Regions from separate parts of the Homo sapiens genome. Here region 2 is linked to region 1. The links are chromatin loops, found by intact Hi-C in ENCODE. Cell type or tissue: Calu3. All regions are shown on one strand.

Evidence for each region. Peaks named below come from ENCODE experiments on the same cell type or tissue, not always from the same donor. Only the 100,000 strongest peaks of a DNase experiment are listed, where the experiment ranks them.
Region 2: it touches region 1 in a loop (4-fold over the local background); 1 of 110 quality-filtered maps calls a loop at or near these places.

The regions. Positions count from the first base shown.
Region 1 is chr2:180,288,505-180,296,504 of GRCh38, reverse strand. No RefSeq gene overlaps it. Among named protein-coding and RNA genes, the nearest start is that of EPCART, 170 kb to the right of the region's middle. In Calu3, no CTCF peak of the experiment used is centred here; a DNase peak (open chromatin) is centred at 4,434.
Region 2 is chr2:180,408,145-180,416,144 of GRCh38, reverse strand. It overlaps LOC105373769 (a long non-coding RNA gene), which reads left to right. Exons shown (of 3, transcript XR_923636.3): 3 at 6,530-6,613. Among named protein-coding and RNA genes, the nearest start is that of SCHLAP1, 280 kb to the left of the region's middle. In Calu3, no CTCF peak of the experiment used is centred here; a DNase peak (open chromatin) is centred at 4,434.

The DNA of each region.
Region 1 (8,000 bases):
AGAATCAAAAGACAAGTCATAGACTGAGAGAAATTATTTTTCAAAATATACAAAAATATTTTTGAAGTGCAACAATAAGAAATAACTTAAAAATTAGAAATAACTTTAAAAAATTAAAAATTAAGAAAAGAATAACTTAATTAAAAATTTGTCACCATAGAATTGCAAATTAAAGCAACAGTGAAGTGCACACCTATTACTATGGCTAGAATCCAAGTCCTGACAATACCAAATGTGAGTGAGAAGGTAGAACACAAGAAACTCTTATTCATCATTGGCCGGAATGAACTTTATTTTTTCTTTTTGGAGTGATAGAGTTTCACCATGTTGCCCAGGCTGGTCTTGAACTCTTGGGCTCAAGCAAACACCAGGCCAGAGAAAGAAACTGGATCCTCATCTCTCAGCTTATACAAAAATCAACTCAAGATGGATCAAGGACATAAATATAAGACTGGAAATTATAAAAATTCTAGAAGATAACATTGGAAAAACCCTTCTAGACATTGGCTTAGGCAAGGGTTTCATGACTAAGAACCCAAAAGCAAATGCAATAAAAACAAAGATAAATAAAGATAAATAGCTGAGAATTAATTAAACTAAAGAGTTTTGGGTGTCAAAAGGAACAGTCAGCAGAGTAAACAGACAACCTACGGAGTGGGAGAAAATCTTCACAATCTATACATCTGGCAAAAGACTAGTATCCAGAATCTACAATGAACTCAACAAATTAGCAAGAAAAACAAACAAACAATCCTATCAAAAAGTGGGCTAAGGGCATGAATAGACAATTCTCAAAAGAAGATATACAAATGGCCAACAAACTTATGAAAAAATGCTCAACATCACTAATGATTAGGGAAATACAAATCAAAATCACATTGTGATATGACCTTACGCCTGCAAGAATGGCTATACTTAAAAAAATAAAAATAAATAAATATTGGCATGGATGCAGTGAACAGGGAACACTTCTACAGTGCTGGTGGGAATGTGAACTAGTACAACCACTATGGAAAACAATGTGGAGATTCCTTAAAGAACTAAAAGCAGAATTAACATTTTTATAGCCACTTTGGAAGATAGGTAGTCTATTACATAGCTACACATAGGCTTATAATATGATCCAGGAATCATTCATCTAAGTATTTATTCATTTGAAAACTTATGTTCACATAAAAATCTACATGTGAATATGTGCAGCTTTATTCATAATCATCAAAAACTGAAAGCAATAAAGATATCTTTCAATGGGTAGATGAGTGGATAAACTGTGGTACATTCACACAATAAAATATTATTTATCAATAAAAAGTAATGAGCTATGAAGCCATGAAACGACACACAGGAACCTTAATATTGCTACATCTGAAAAGGATACATACTGCATGATTCCACTTATGACACATTCTTGAAAAGATAAAGTTGTAGTAATGCTGAAAAGATAAAATTGTAGTAATGCTAAAAAGTTAGTGGTTGCCAAGGGTTCAGGGTATTGAGGAGGGTTGAATATGTGAAACATGGGGGATCTTTTAGAAGTCTGAAACTACTCTGCAAAATACTGTGATTGTGGGTACATGACATTATACCTTGTGAAAACCCATAGACCTCACAGCCCAAAGAGAGAAACTTAATGTATGCAGATTGTTAAAAATTATTTCAAAGTTTGGGAAGGTCCCAGAATGGAATGCAGAATATGAGAAAACAGTCTAACTATATGATAAATGTATGAAACTATCTCACAGAAAAGGTAGAGGAAAAGGTGCTGACCTAAGTAACCATGTAAATGAGTGGAGTTTATACGACTAAAGGCAAAAGAAACTGTACACCAACACCATATTTTAATTGAGAAAGTTGTTCCTATGAAAGTATACATTAAGACTTCCGATGCCACTGTATAGGTACACTAGAATTGAATAAGTAAACAGGTGGTTTAGTTATTAAGTAAACAGGTGGTAGATGATGGGAGCCACTTTTCTCACTGTTGAAGTGTGAAGTTACAGGTAAGCAAAACGAGGCTAGGATGATCCATATGATAATGAATTATATGAGCCAGAGATGTCATTATGAACTCAGGTTTAGCTAAAAATAGATACAGATGGTTTCACATAGAAATATTGATAGATATGGGTATATACATAGGTTAGTATAGATACGCATATTTCCTTGCTCTGTTGGAACTTGAGAGGGCCTAGAATCAATTAGCACATCTTCAGTACCAATAAACACATCTAATAGCTCCTACTACCATCCTTCACTAAAATGAACCAGGTTTCCTGAAAGAACAAGCAGATTCTAGGACTAGAGGGGGAAATAATATAAGATAAGGTTAGAATATCTTATACTACCAGAAAGCAAGGAAGTGTTAAACAAAAAACACAATGATGGTGTCAAAGGGACACAGAAGTCAACTGAAAGAGCTCTCAATGGTCAAAGCTGGAATAGAAGGAACAATAAAAGAAATAAAGTAGCATTGGTTACAATCCAAAATAAGATGAATATCTATGAGTCGATACTGATACAAATAAATGAGAAGAATAGACAAATCTCCAATGCAGAAGATTTCAAAACAATTTCTACAGATACTCCACTCTCAAATGGATGGAGCATAACTCCCCAGTCCTTAATGGGTGCTGTAAATAGTGACTTCTTTCCATCCAGTGTGGAAAGGGAACAAGAACACTGTAACTTTACAGTGGAGAATCCTTACAATATCACCTCAGCCAGATGATCAAGATCAACATTAACAGTGATAAGTCATTGTATTAGTTCATTTTCACACTGCTATAAGGAACTACCCAAGGCTGGGTAATTTATAAGGGAAAGAGGTTTAGTTCCATACAGCTGGGGAAGTCTCAGGAGACTTACAATCATGGCGAAAGGGGAAGAAGGCACGTATTATATGGCGGCAGGTGAGAGAGAGAAGTGCAAGCAGGGGAAATGCCAGACGCTTATAAAACCATCAGCTCCCATGAGAACACACTCACTATCATGAGAACCGCATGGGGGAAACCACCCCCATGATCCAAATCACCCCCAACCAGGCCTCTCCCTCAACACCTGGAGATTACCATTCAAGATGAGATTTGGGTGGGGACACAGACCCAAACCATATCAGTCATGTTGATAGTATATTCTCCCCTGATGTGATGTAGTAAAAATCACACTTTATCTTTGTGGTCTTCCTCTCAAAAATCCAGGACCTCAATCTAATTATGAGAAAAACATCAAACAATACCCAGTTAAAGGACACTCTGTAAAATACCTGACTAGTACTCTTCAAAACAGTGAAGGTCATCAAAAACAAAGTAAATCTGAGAAACTCATCTCTAAGAGGAAGCTAAGGAAACAGAACAATTAAATGTAATGTGGTATCCTGGATGGAACCTAGAACAAAAAAAAGGACATTAGGTGAAAACTAAGGAAAACTGAATAAAGTATAAATTTTGGTTAAAAATATGTATTAATATTTGTTCACTAATTATAACAACTATACTGTAGTTACATAAATCTTAGTAATAGAGGAAATTGAGTGAGGGAATATATAGGAACTCCATTATCTTCATAGAGTTTCTATAAATCTAGAACTGTTCTAAAAAATAAAATTTATTAAAAATAAAAAAGACAAATCCATTTTTGTGCATTGCCAAATCTGAAGAGATCAACTAAAAAAAATTAGAAAAACATATATTTCAACAAAAAGAAATCCCAAATGCAGATTTTCCTTTTTGCTAAAAGATCATCTCCTTGTTTCTTTTAACAGCAATAGAGTTTTATAAAACAATCAGAAAAGACTGTTAAGCTTTTAGAAGGCATTTGTTCTTATACAATTTAATACATTTTCATCTATAATAAACTATAACAATGATTACCTAAATTGCTAAATTGAACGTAACTATTGCCAATCTATAAATGGCTTTTCATTATTATTGTAAATGCATCACTATTCATATTATTAATATATGGTGTTAACTCTGAAAATCAGTCCCCAAGAAAACTAAGAGTGAAATTGTTCTCATGTCAATTTTGTCTCTGAATCCCTTGGATTAATTTTCAATTAACTATGTATCTGCAGTGAATAGAGGCAAGATTATCTCTGTTAATGTTGGCTTTAAGTAGATATTGTTTAATATAGGTAGTGATTAAAGTAAACACTCAAGGAAAAATGTTGTGGTGAAGCAACAAGTCACAAGAAGAGAAAAATTATCAAGTATGTGTGTGTTAGTCAATGTTCAACTGCAGATGACAGAAAACAATGTGACTATTGTGAACCAAAGAGATTTAGTACTAAGAATGAGGTACTTCCAAAATTGTTAGATGTTTTGGAGAAACTTGCTCTGGGCTGGACCTCAAAGAACAGTTCGCAGGTCATCACGGCAAAACTGGCTCAACAAGGAAACTTCTACCTCAGCTTCAGTTAGGAAAATGGGGAATCAAGACAGTAACCCAGTTAGGCTCCAGGGATCAGGAAGCTGCTGCTGGAACTGCTGGTTCCTGAGTCAGGCCATGCACCAGGAAAATGCATGACCCCACTACACCCTCCCTTTCCCCACTTCACCCTGCTCTGCATTCAAGCCTCTCCTGAGTACATCTGATTGATTAAATTTAAATTACATCTGGAGCTTCTGCTCCAAAGGAAGTCTGAGAAATGTATTTTTAAGCTTTCTAGTCTCTGCCATACAGAAAACATATTAAGGATGGAATAAATGTTGAGTCAGTTGATCTGGCTTCTCTATCACTTGTGGCATTTGATGATTGCAAGGTGAGTAACGCATTTGAAGCGTTATTATCAACAAGGCTCCTACGGGCAGCATATTTTTACTCCAGAGTTTAACAAAGATCTATTCACATAGACCTGCAGCCAACAAATCACCCAGATACCCAAATAAATCAAAAGCATAGCACGCCTCAAATTTTTGCAACTTTGTAGATCATTTGTTCTTATAAAATATCTTTCTACCCTGGAGTCTGCATCCAAAATTGCTTTTTGAAAATCTTCCTGATTTTCGTATAATCTCACTTTGGATTCCTTGAAATATGCATGCATTCACACACATATATGCGCACACAGACTCACACTTACAAGCATAAATTGGAAACATAAAATTCTATTTAAAACATGCAACAAACAAAAATTACTAGAGGAAAGTCATAGGACTTGTTGCTGAGACATGGTGAGAAAAATGATTGTTAGTCAGAAAAATTATTGTTGAATGAGGCATGAATAATGTCTTAAACAGCAACCACAACAAGAAGTCCTCAGGGAACTCGGTTAGCAATGTGCCAATCCACTTCTGTCATAGTTGTATGTAAAGACAGATGAAATGAGAGAAACTGCCAGAGGTTGCTGAGCTTCCTAAGACATTTCAAAGTGCCTCTCAATTACAGATGGCACCAATGAAAATGTACAAGTTTGAAATAAAATATTCATTTAAGAATAATTCTTTCTTTACTCATTCTTTAAATTTCTTTCTAAATAACATATTCTGTTATAGAAAGTGTTATACAAAAGAGTTCTTTAAATTGAGTGGAAATAACAATAAAAAAGAGATCTGAACACAATATAAAAAAACTACAATAATCTTCTCTTCCCAGTCTGTAAAATTCCCCAGATAAATTTTTGAAATGAAATATTCATCATTCAGAAAGAGCGCAAAGAAACAGTGGTTTAAGAGGACCCTAAATTTAACCTGCTTACAACTGAATTGCTACTATATCAAGAAAGGAATGCTACACATTGAATTTACTAGCACACATCAATTTATTCATGAAACATCTTTTCTCCTGTAAAATATACTTAATTTTATCTTCACTTTTGTACACCATCCTTAAGAGGAGGTCTTCATGGATGCCTCCAGGAGAAAATAAGAATAAAACTTGTCACCATCAGAGTTTCACTGAAATTCAAAATTTACACTACATTTTTACAAACCCCAATTAACAAAGATATGATAATGGATTTCTATCAAAGAAAGTTACTTTTAAAACCAGAAAATGCTATATATTAGTTTCCCTTAGACTTGAACTTTAAAAGAATTATTCTGCAATAAGATTAAACAAAAGCAATATTTTCTCTTTTACTTTGCCTCTAAGTAGTGAAGATGGAGGTATGTTTAACATACATGTTTTCTTTCCATAGCAGGCATCCAAATGGCGTTAACAGTCACAGGCTAGCGTAATATACCATCAATTTATTTCTCTGTCAGACATTTATATGACTTACTGAGCTCACAAAGTGTAATCCTGTTTTATTTTCTTCCATATTTTAATTGTTAATTAAATAATAATTTTAAAACAGATTAAAAGCAGAAGTTTACAAATAACAACATTCTTCTGACTATAGGGCAAAAAAACACTAGCATCTATAAAGTGCCCACTATATATCTGGTAAGATGACTGAAGCACTCGCATTTACTCTTTTAATCTCAACAGCTCTCTGCAGTAGCTATCAACAACCGTAACCACTTTTATACAGAAGAGAAAATGGAGCCTAAAGAATTTAAATACTGTATGAAGTTACATTACTGATGAGTGATAAAATCCAACCCAATTCAGATGTTCCTCACAGCCATGATCTTTCCAAAGCCTTACATATTTGCTGCTACGAGATTAAGTGTTAGAATCATTGAACAGAGCAAGCATTCTTTTCGACTCATGAAGCAAGCTCAGTAAATATTTGTCTTGTGTACAAAGCTGCCCTGAAGAATGTCCCTGAACAGCTCTTTATACAAACCATACTGTTATCTCATTTATTCTGTAGTCCAAGATATGCAATGACACTGTGTCCGTCATCTAAGATGGTAGTCCATCTTAGCGCAATAAGGTTTTTCTCAAAAAAAAAAAGTTGTTCTTTTTAGAAACCACCTGTTTTTCAGAAGTTTCCCATTCCATAATTTGAATTATTGTTAGATCACTAAAATATAGTACAAAAAGGCACACCAATAATCATAAGCATACAATCTCCCCAATTAATTTCATATCCACAGTTTCAATGCTAACACCATTTTTATTAAATGTTTTCACACATATGAAATAAGCACAAAGGGAAATTCTGTGTTAAGGTGGTTAGAAAAGACAAAATTCTATTGGGAAATGACTCTTGAAGGAGAACTATCCCTGAGTTTTGTTCACATTTGTCCTCAGTGGCCTTTGTAAAGCAAACAAAAAAAGAGGGTGAGGCTGGAAGACCCTGTGGATTAATGAGGAATCAAACTATTTCTTCCTTTCACCAGGGAAAAATCATTCAGTTGTCTCAAAAAATAAATTATTTTGACTCATTTGTGTTTCACCTTAGCATGGATAATCACTTTGACATCATAGAGGAAAGGACAACTAGCCATCCTCAAAGGTGGCTAATTATCTCACAGGCTTACTCTGTGGAGATGATTTTTTTTTTAACCTGGACATTATGCTACAGTGAAATAGTCACCAGTTAAGTGCATACCACAACAACCCAACATCTTCTTAGTCCTAGTAGAATTACATCATGTCACATCTTATTAGGACCTGGGTTGTTATAATCTGGGCCATACAGATTCCTGAAAACTGTCAGTTACGTTGCAAGAGTCAGAGATAATTCTGTTTATTAACATTAATCCTACATTCTCCAACAAAGGCATTATAAGAGTATTCTACAGAAATATTTTTAGCTCTCCTATTAAGAATATTCTAAGTTGAAGTAAAGAAAAGAGCCATGGAAAAAAATTAAATAGGTTTGTTTGTGAAAAGATCTACCAGCACTTCACATTTAATCGGGGAAAGTATGACAATAGTTTCTAGTATTAGAAAGATCATAGCCTGAAGTATACTCCAAACTTGCTATAATTTTTCCTTAGATAATGACTACTGATTGTCTTGCCAGGACTGGATCATCCAGCTAAATTCCCTCTGTTTGAAGTAAAAAGATATGTTATTTTAAAGCCTAGGAGACTTGAGGATTCTAGAAGATGGAAATCTAAAGGGTTCAAAAATAGTGTCAAATATGATTATTTAAAATTTCCCCC
Region 2 (8,000 bases), 120 kb before region 1:
TATTTCTCTGATGATAAAATATTCATTTATTCCTGGTATAATAAAAAAGACTATTTTAAAACAGGGAAAATGAAATATTTGTATCAAGAAGAGAATAGGGCACCATAAGACGATACTTTGATGAATATTGCCATATATTTACATAGTGTGTTCACATACATCGTATCACAAGATCCTCACAGAAACTTACTGGGATGATAGGATCAGATATTAGCATTCCATTTACATAGGGGAAATCTGAAGCTTAATGAGCTTCAGCGATGTGCTTCAGTTTCCAGTGAAGTTTCTAAATCAGGAGTGAAACCTGAGTATTCTGACATTTAATTGAAGCTTCTACCCCATCAAGCACCCACCCCCACCACTTCATTGTTTCCTGCTCTGAAAGCAAGAACAACATATTATTTTTGCCATTTTGTAACTTTTCTGACATGTATGTACAGTGTATATATTTCAAGTTACCCATACAGTCAATTTTATACTAATAAAATAGACCAATTACTTCGTAGACTTGCTCAGATGGAAACAGAAATTTAGATTCTGGAACATAACCAAATTTCAGTACTAAGCTTTTCGTTGAAGAAAAAATAACCATAATTATGTTTAGCACAATAATTTTTTTTGCAAAGTTATGGCAAATGCCAGAGCTCTGGGTTGTCAACTAACGGATGTTTGCCATAAATATCATTTAAAAATATATCACTACGTGAAAATATTCATTTCTATTAATGGCATAGTCTTGTATAGTGGAATTAATAGCAATTCGCCAGTTGAGCACTGGCACTGTTGTTTGTTTATTTATTTATTTAGGAGACAGAGTCTCGCTCTGTCGCTCTCCCAAGCTGGAGTTAAGTGGTGCTATCTCAGCTCACTGCAACCTCCGCCTCCCAGGTTCAAGTGATTTTCCTGCCTCAGCCTCCTGAGTAGCTCGGATTACAGGCATGTGCCACCATGCTAGGCAAATTTCTTGATTTTTAGTAGAGATAGGGTTTTGCCATGTTACACAGGCTGCTCTCAAACTCCTGAGCTCGGGCAATCCACCCGTCTCAGCCTCCCAAAGTGCTAGGATTACAGGCATGAGCCACCGCACCCAGCCACTGGCACATTTTGTAAAAACCTTTAATCTCCTAACAAATAGTCATTCGAGGCAAAAGCCAAGAAATTTAGGAAACCCCTTACCTTCCCATCCTTCTTTATCCCAAAATCTTTGCCCTTTTAGGGTAATACAATGATCTATGATTGTTTTCCTTTTCTCAATCATTTGTGTAAGTATTTCAAAAGAGAAAATAGATACTGAAAAAAAGACTTTACCTCATGTTTACATCGACAATTTTAAAAATAAAATAATAATACATATTTGCATAGCTATGCAAAAAGACTACATTTACATATCAAAAATTTATTGGTGACACAAGCCTATGGAAAAATGCTTAACATCACTAATTATCAGGGAAATGCAAATCAAAACCACAAAAAAAGTAGATCTACCATTTGTTTCAGCAATCCCACTACTAGGTTTCTACCTAGAAGGAAAGAAGTCATTATACTAAAAAGATACTTGTACACGCATGTTTATAGCAGCACAATTTGCAATTGCAAAAATATAGAACCAGCCCAAATGCTCATTAATCAATAAGTGGATAAAGAAAATGTGATATATATATATATATATATATCATTTCATTTGATTTCCACAATAATTTCAACTATATATGTTGAAATTATATACATATAATTTCACTATATATTTATGATATATATTGTTTAGTGGAATTAACAGCAATTCTCCAGTTGAGCACTGGCATTGCTTATACTATAAACACTGTTTATACTGTTATACTATATATGTACACACACTATATATATATTTATACTATTTTATATATATATATATATATATATATGCACACAAACACAATGGAATACTAGTCAGCCATAAAAAGGAATGAAATAATGGCATTCACAGCAACCTGGATGGAATTGGAGACCATTATTCTAAGTGAAGTAACCCAGTAATGGAAAACCAACCATCGTATGTTCTCACTCATAAGTGGGAGCTAAGCTATGAGGACCCAAAGTCATAAGAATGATACATTGGACTTTGGGGACATGGGTGAAAGGGCAGGAGGAGGGTGAAGGATTAAAGACTACACATCAGGTACAATGTATACTGCTTGGTGATGTGTGCACCAAAATCTCAGAAATCACCACTAAATAACTTATCCATTTAACCAGATACCACCTGCTTCCTAAAAACCTACTGAAATAAAAAATAATTTAAAAAATAATTCTTGATGACCTTGAAGCCATTAGCACTCATTCTAGTGATTCTCACCTCTGGGTTCCTGGTACTCTTTGAAAGTATGTGGGAACAAGAGAGAAATACTTGAGGGAATTAAAAATCTTCAGACAATATTAAGTAGTCAATGATAACCAAATAATCATAAATGTCAGATAACAGGGTCTCACAGTTCTTTGCCTTACAAAGTACTAGGCTGCCCTTCAGCCCTGACACTGTTTGTATCTGCCCTCTCTGAGCTCCTCTCATAAGGCAAAGTGCAAACAACACTTACCTTCCCGATAAGCTGGTCACTGTGCTTTTTGACTGGAAACTGACTCTCAGCCAACACATAGGGTGTGCTCAGTTAAACCTTTACTCTGGCAGATGTTAAGCAAACCCATTACTGATGGAAGAAGAAAATATAATGTCACGCTTTGCAACTTTGGAAGCACACAGGTGACAGGGTCATGATGAGCAAACACCACAAAACACAGGTTAAGAACCACTTCATTTTCTTTCTTTCTTTCTTTCCTTCCTTCTTTCCTTCTTCTTTCTTTCTTTCTTTTTCTTTCTTCCTTTTCTTTCTTTCTTTCCTTCCCTCTTTCTTTCTTTCTTTCTCTTTTTTCTTTTTCATTCGTTCTGATGGAGTTTTGCTCTTATTGCCCAGGCTGGAGTGCAATGGCATGGTCTCAGCTCACTGTAACCTCCAGCTTCTAGGTTTGAGCGATCCTCCTGCCTCAGCCTCCCAAGTAGCTGGGATTACACATTCCTGCCACCACGCCCAGCTAACGTTTGTATTTTTAGTAGAGACAGGGTTTCACCATGTTGTTCAGGCTGGTCTGGAACTCCCGACCTCAGGTGATCCGCCCACCTCAGCCTCCCAAAGTGCTGGGATTACAGGTGTGAGCCACCTCACCCAGCCCACCTCATTCCTTTTCCAAGTGAGCCCACAGTTGCTACTGGCACAATGACTCCGGGAGATGGACAGCCATTTGTGGAACTGGAATATTCATCTCTTGGACACAGCTGTGATTTCTGCATTCTGTTCTTTCTCTTAAAGTCCCTGAATCTGTACTAGCAATTGCCCATCTGCACAGTTTTGGACTCACTGGATGGAAGAGCTACAAGAATCCTGTCTTTTGTTTCTGGGAGCTTGGAGGCAAGAGATATAAACCTGTCACATTTAACAAATAATTACTATTTTGGTATTTATCTTTATTTCCAACATATTTCTGTCTTTTTATAACTGCAAAGGCTCATTTAATGTGTGTTAGACATATTTCTGACAGCTTTATATAAATTAAATCATCTAATCATCAAAACAACCTTGAGAGAAAGTTACTACCATTATGTACATTTTATGAATGAGAAAATCGAGCCACAGAGAGGTGAAGGGATTTGTCTGAGAACGGAAATACATTAAGTGTTGGCTTGCTCTCGAGGCTGTGGTCTTAACTGCTATGTCATGCCATCTCATTTACTGACTTCTCTGCGCACTGGTTCTTCCTCTGCCTGTCTTTCCATCTGGAAAAGAGCATTTAATATTTCTAGGTCCCCTAGGCCTCTTAAACAGCCTCATGTATTAAAAAATAAACTATTTCAATTATGTTGTTTATTTTGAAATTAAAAGCTTTGAGATTTTATTTTATAGTGCTCAAAAATCTTTAAAAAGTGACTAAAAGCTGGCTTTTATTGATGATGATTAGATGATTTAATTTAATGCTTAAATGGTATCCTCTCCAAACCAAACACACTTTATGGAAAAGGAATGCATTTCATAAATCATCTTTCTCCTCAGAGTCCTAAGAAAATAGAAGGCAAAAATGACCTTGAAATCTCTGCTGACCTTCTTAACACCGTGTAAGAAATGTTTTAACTCTCTGTGCACATGTGCCTTTCCTTTCAATAGCTATTGAAGTTGTCGCTTGACAAGGGATTGAGAGGGATAAGACAGAAGGGGCATTCACCATGATTCTATTCCCGGAAACTGACATTTTATCTTAGAGGAAATAAAGCATCATGTGTATGTTGACTTTAGAAAATGTTTAACAGAAGCTCTGACACATAAATGAAGCCACAACTTCTTTCTAGCACGAAGTGAATGTTTTAACTAATGTCTCGCTTTGCTGCATTTTGGTCAAGTGTTTTCCTCCTCCCTTTTCTTCCCCTGGGGCTGGGTGCCAGGTATTGCTCTAGGTCCTAGAAATATAGAGGCAGTGTCTATAGCATAGTCCTTGCTCTGTAGGATTTCATTTGGTTTCCACAATAATATCAACACCCTGAGACATGGAGCTTCCAGATTCCAGCATCTTTATGTTCATATTTTAGCATGCCAACTTTCCAGATTCTACTTTTAAGTTACATTAATAGTCCCATTATCTTCTACAACTTGAAAACAAATACTCACATCTTACCTAAACTGATGATTAAAAATTGTACATACGTGAATGAACAAAGCACTGGAGACTATCAATCCAAAGAAAATTCTCATTAAGTGCTGACAAGGAAACCATTAATACTTGTGTAGTTTCAGGGAGAGTAATCAGACTTTTGATTAATTCAAAACCATGATTTGATGGCAGCCTATGCAATCCTGAACAAAATTAGGGCTTTTCTCCAATCTAGCTAGATCGCTACAAGGTAAGAATTTAAAGGAGAAATGAGAGTTATAAATAGCTCCTTCACTGAAGCACTCCATAGTTGAGAAATTAAAGAAAATGACAAGTAGCTCAGCTGGTTTATTTTCTCTGATGTTATTGAAATAAAAACTTGGACAACAGCCTTTTTACATTTTTTTAGGGATTTCTTGCACTCAATTTGACAGGAAACTATGGTTTTTACTTAAGGAAGGTGTGGGATAATTATTTTTTCATTTGTAAAATATAACAGTTGTTTCAGATGGTAAACTGTAAACATGCTAATGATACTTTAGCTGTATTACTAAAGGTTTTCTTCACACCCATTAAGCCATCTAATGGTCGCAGTTCTAATCTTCATTGAAGATAAACAGCACTAACAATGTGCACACTTCGGCTTTCTGGGCACCTCAAGGCCTTTGTTCAATTGTTGTTTGATGAGCTTGTATAGAAAAATAGTGAGAAAATCTGAGGTATTATCATTTCTGTATAGGCAGCTAAGTGAGCTATCTACTATTTTTAAAAGACAAGAAGAGAATCACATAAAATATCCACTTTAAGTGGTAAATTTCATTACCAATACCATCATTGACTCTATGACAGAACTGTAAGTTAAAAATATGTGAGGTAGACACTATTGTTATTTCCATTTTAACAGATAATAAACAGGGGCTCAGAAAGACCAAATGACTTGCCCAGGTTCATTCAGCCAGTCAGCTGTCCAATCCAGATAGGAATTCCAGTCTGTCTGATTCCAAAGCCTAACTGCAGCTTTGACTAAGCTGCTATTGAGATTGAGATGCTAGCTCAGTGTAAGTTATTAATCTCTTCCACAGCACCAGAGGAAAGTCAATTTGCAGTTACCTTTGGATTAAATAATATATTCAATCCTTACTTGCCCATTGTGACAGATTACAATAAAGTTACACATACACACATGTATGTACTATGTTTATTCTTTTTCAAAAGAAGAATCAAATCACTTCTTATATTACATTTGTAATTTTGTAACTTAATAATTCATGGGCATCCTTTCAAGTTAATACATAGTGATCTAATATTTTCTTTCTCATAATTGCATCCCATTTCAGACAAGGATAAGCTACCTATATCTAAAGATTACACATACATACATACACACACATATACTTGTGTATATATAGAGAGGGAGACAGAGAGAAAGAAAGACAGACAGAGTCATTGGAGTTTTATTCCCTTTGATAGATTTCAAAAGTGGGACGGCTGGCCAAGAAGATATAAACACACAACTTTTCTAAACTGTTTTATTACTTTTCACATCCACCAGCAATACATGAAAGTATCTGTTTGTCTATCTCTTCTCTGCGTCTGGTTCCTATTGCTATTTTTTTTAGTTTTTGTCAATTGATGAGTGCAAAATGACATCTTAATATTATTTAATAACTCCTGATGAGTAAAGATGTAAAGGTATTAAAGTATAGATGTTTACATTTTTATGTTCTACTAAATATTTATCTTACTAGTTTGCTTTTCTATTCGTTTTTATTAAGTTGCATAAGCTCACTGTATACGTGTCAAAATCTGTGAAGATTTGAAATTTTACACTACTTGAAAACTAACAGTCATTCTGCTATAGTTTTATGGATGCAGGCAGAAGACACAAGACTCCTGGGTCAGAGACAAAGGGCATTATTTCTCAGGACACAGGAAGCATCATGAGCATCAGTATGTTTGGGTCAGTTCTCTTCACCTACAAGTCCCACACGGATGTTGCCGATGGGGCTAGATGACATCTGCACATTCAGTAAGTTGTGTTAAAGGGAAGAAACCCAAAGTTTTTATAATGGACAGTCAGCATTCCTGCCTTTTGCTCCAGAGATAGACACTGTCTATAACTTCCAATGTTGTTTGCTATCCATACATTCTTGAAGACATAGTCCAGAACAAAGGACAGTTAATGCCTTATTTATAAGATGTGCAGAAACACAAATGATCCAGGGAGCTGTCTGTCAGCTATTAGAGATATTCTCCTTTTATCTAGTATATTGCATATGTTTTCTCACAATCACTACTTATAATAGCTCTTATGTTTTCTCCTTGTCTGTCTTCCTATGGTCTTTGCTCTGATATGTGTATTATTCAACATAATATGGAAATAATTTCTCTCATTTCGGATACAACTTATTGCTCTACTCTTGGTTGAAATAAAAATAGACATTGTTTAATTGCTATTTTATGAAAATATGTGTCCTTTATTATTTGTTGTATTTTTGTACTGACAAGTGATGAATAAAAGGCATAGAAAGAGAAGTGGATGGGAATTTTTCCCAATCAAAAAAAACAAAGCGCTGTAAGTTTATAACTCCTTTCTATCAATGTAACTGCTGTTCATTCAGAAGATTAGCAATGTCAGGACCCTGCTTGGAGGAAGTCATAACATGGGCGCAAGTCTATGTTTTGTGAGGCTTGAAGCTTCTACAACTTGACAGGGGTTGGAAAAGGTAATGCTGAAAATAGTAAAATACAAAATTACAAACACAAAATTGCTATGGCCTGTCCTGGGGCCCATACAAATATGGGGCCCTGAAACATCAACGAAACATTTTTAGCTTCACAGTAAATCTTCTCTGTCTGGTACAGGATGTGAAAGAAAAGATTCAAGCCAATCACAATATAAAGTTTTTGCTTCTTTAGGCCATACTGCTTCTTTATTAACTCAGCTAAATATGTAGCATTAGTTCCTCAGAGAAAACATTCCATAGTGCCTGCCCTTTATGAACTTGGATAATGCTGTATTTTAGTCTAAAACGAATGACATTTTGTTGAGTATATCATTGGTTGCAAAAATTATTACACCAGATCCAGCAGAATTCCATCAGTGCTGGGGGCGGGGAATGAGGGTGGGATGAATACTACCACAATTTTTTTCATGGGCCCTCTTGGGACCCTTCAAGCGTTAATATGGGTGAAATCTGTGCTAAATGAATTTGGAAGGTAAAGAAGGGAGGCAAAGAGTTGTAGAAGTATCAGAATATAGAGAACAACACTTAGGAATGTGCATGAAACAAACAGAGATAAAGTGTTTTCAGAAAGTCCCAGATCCTCTT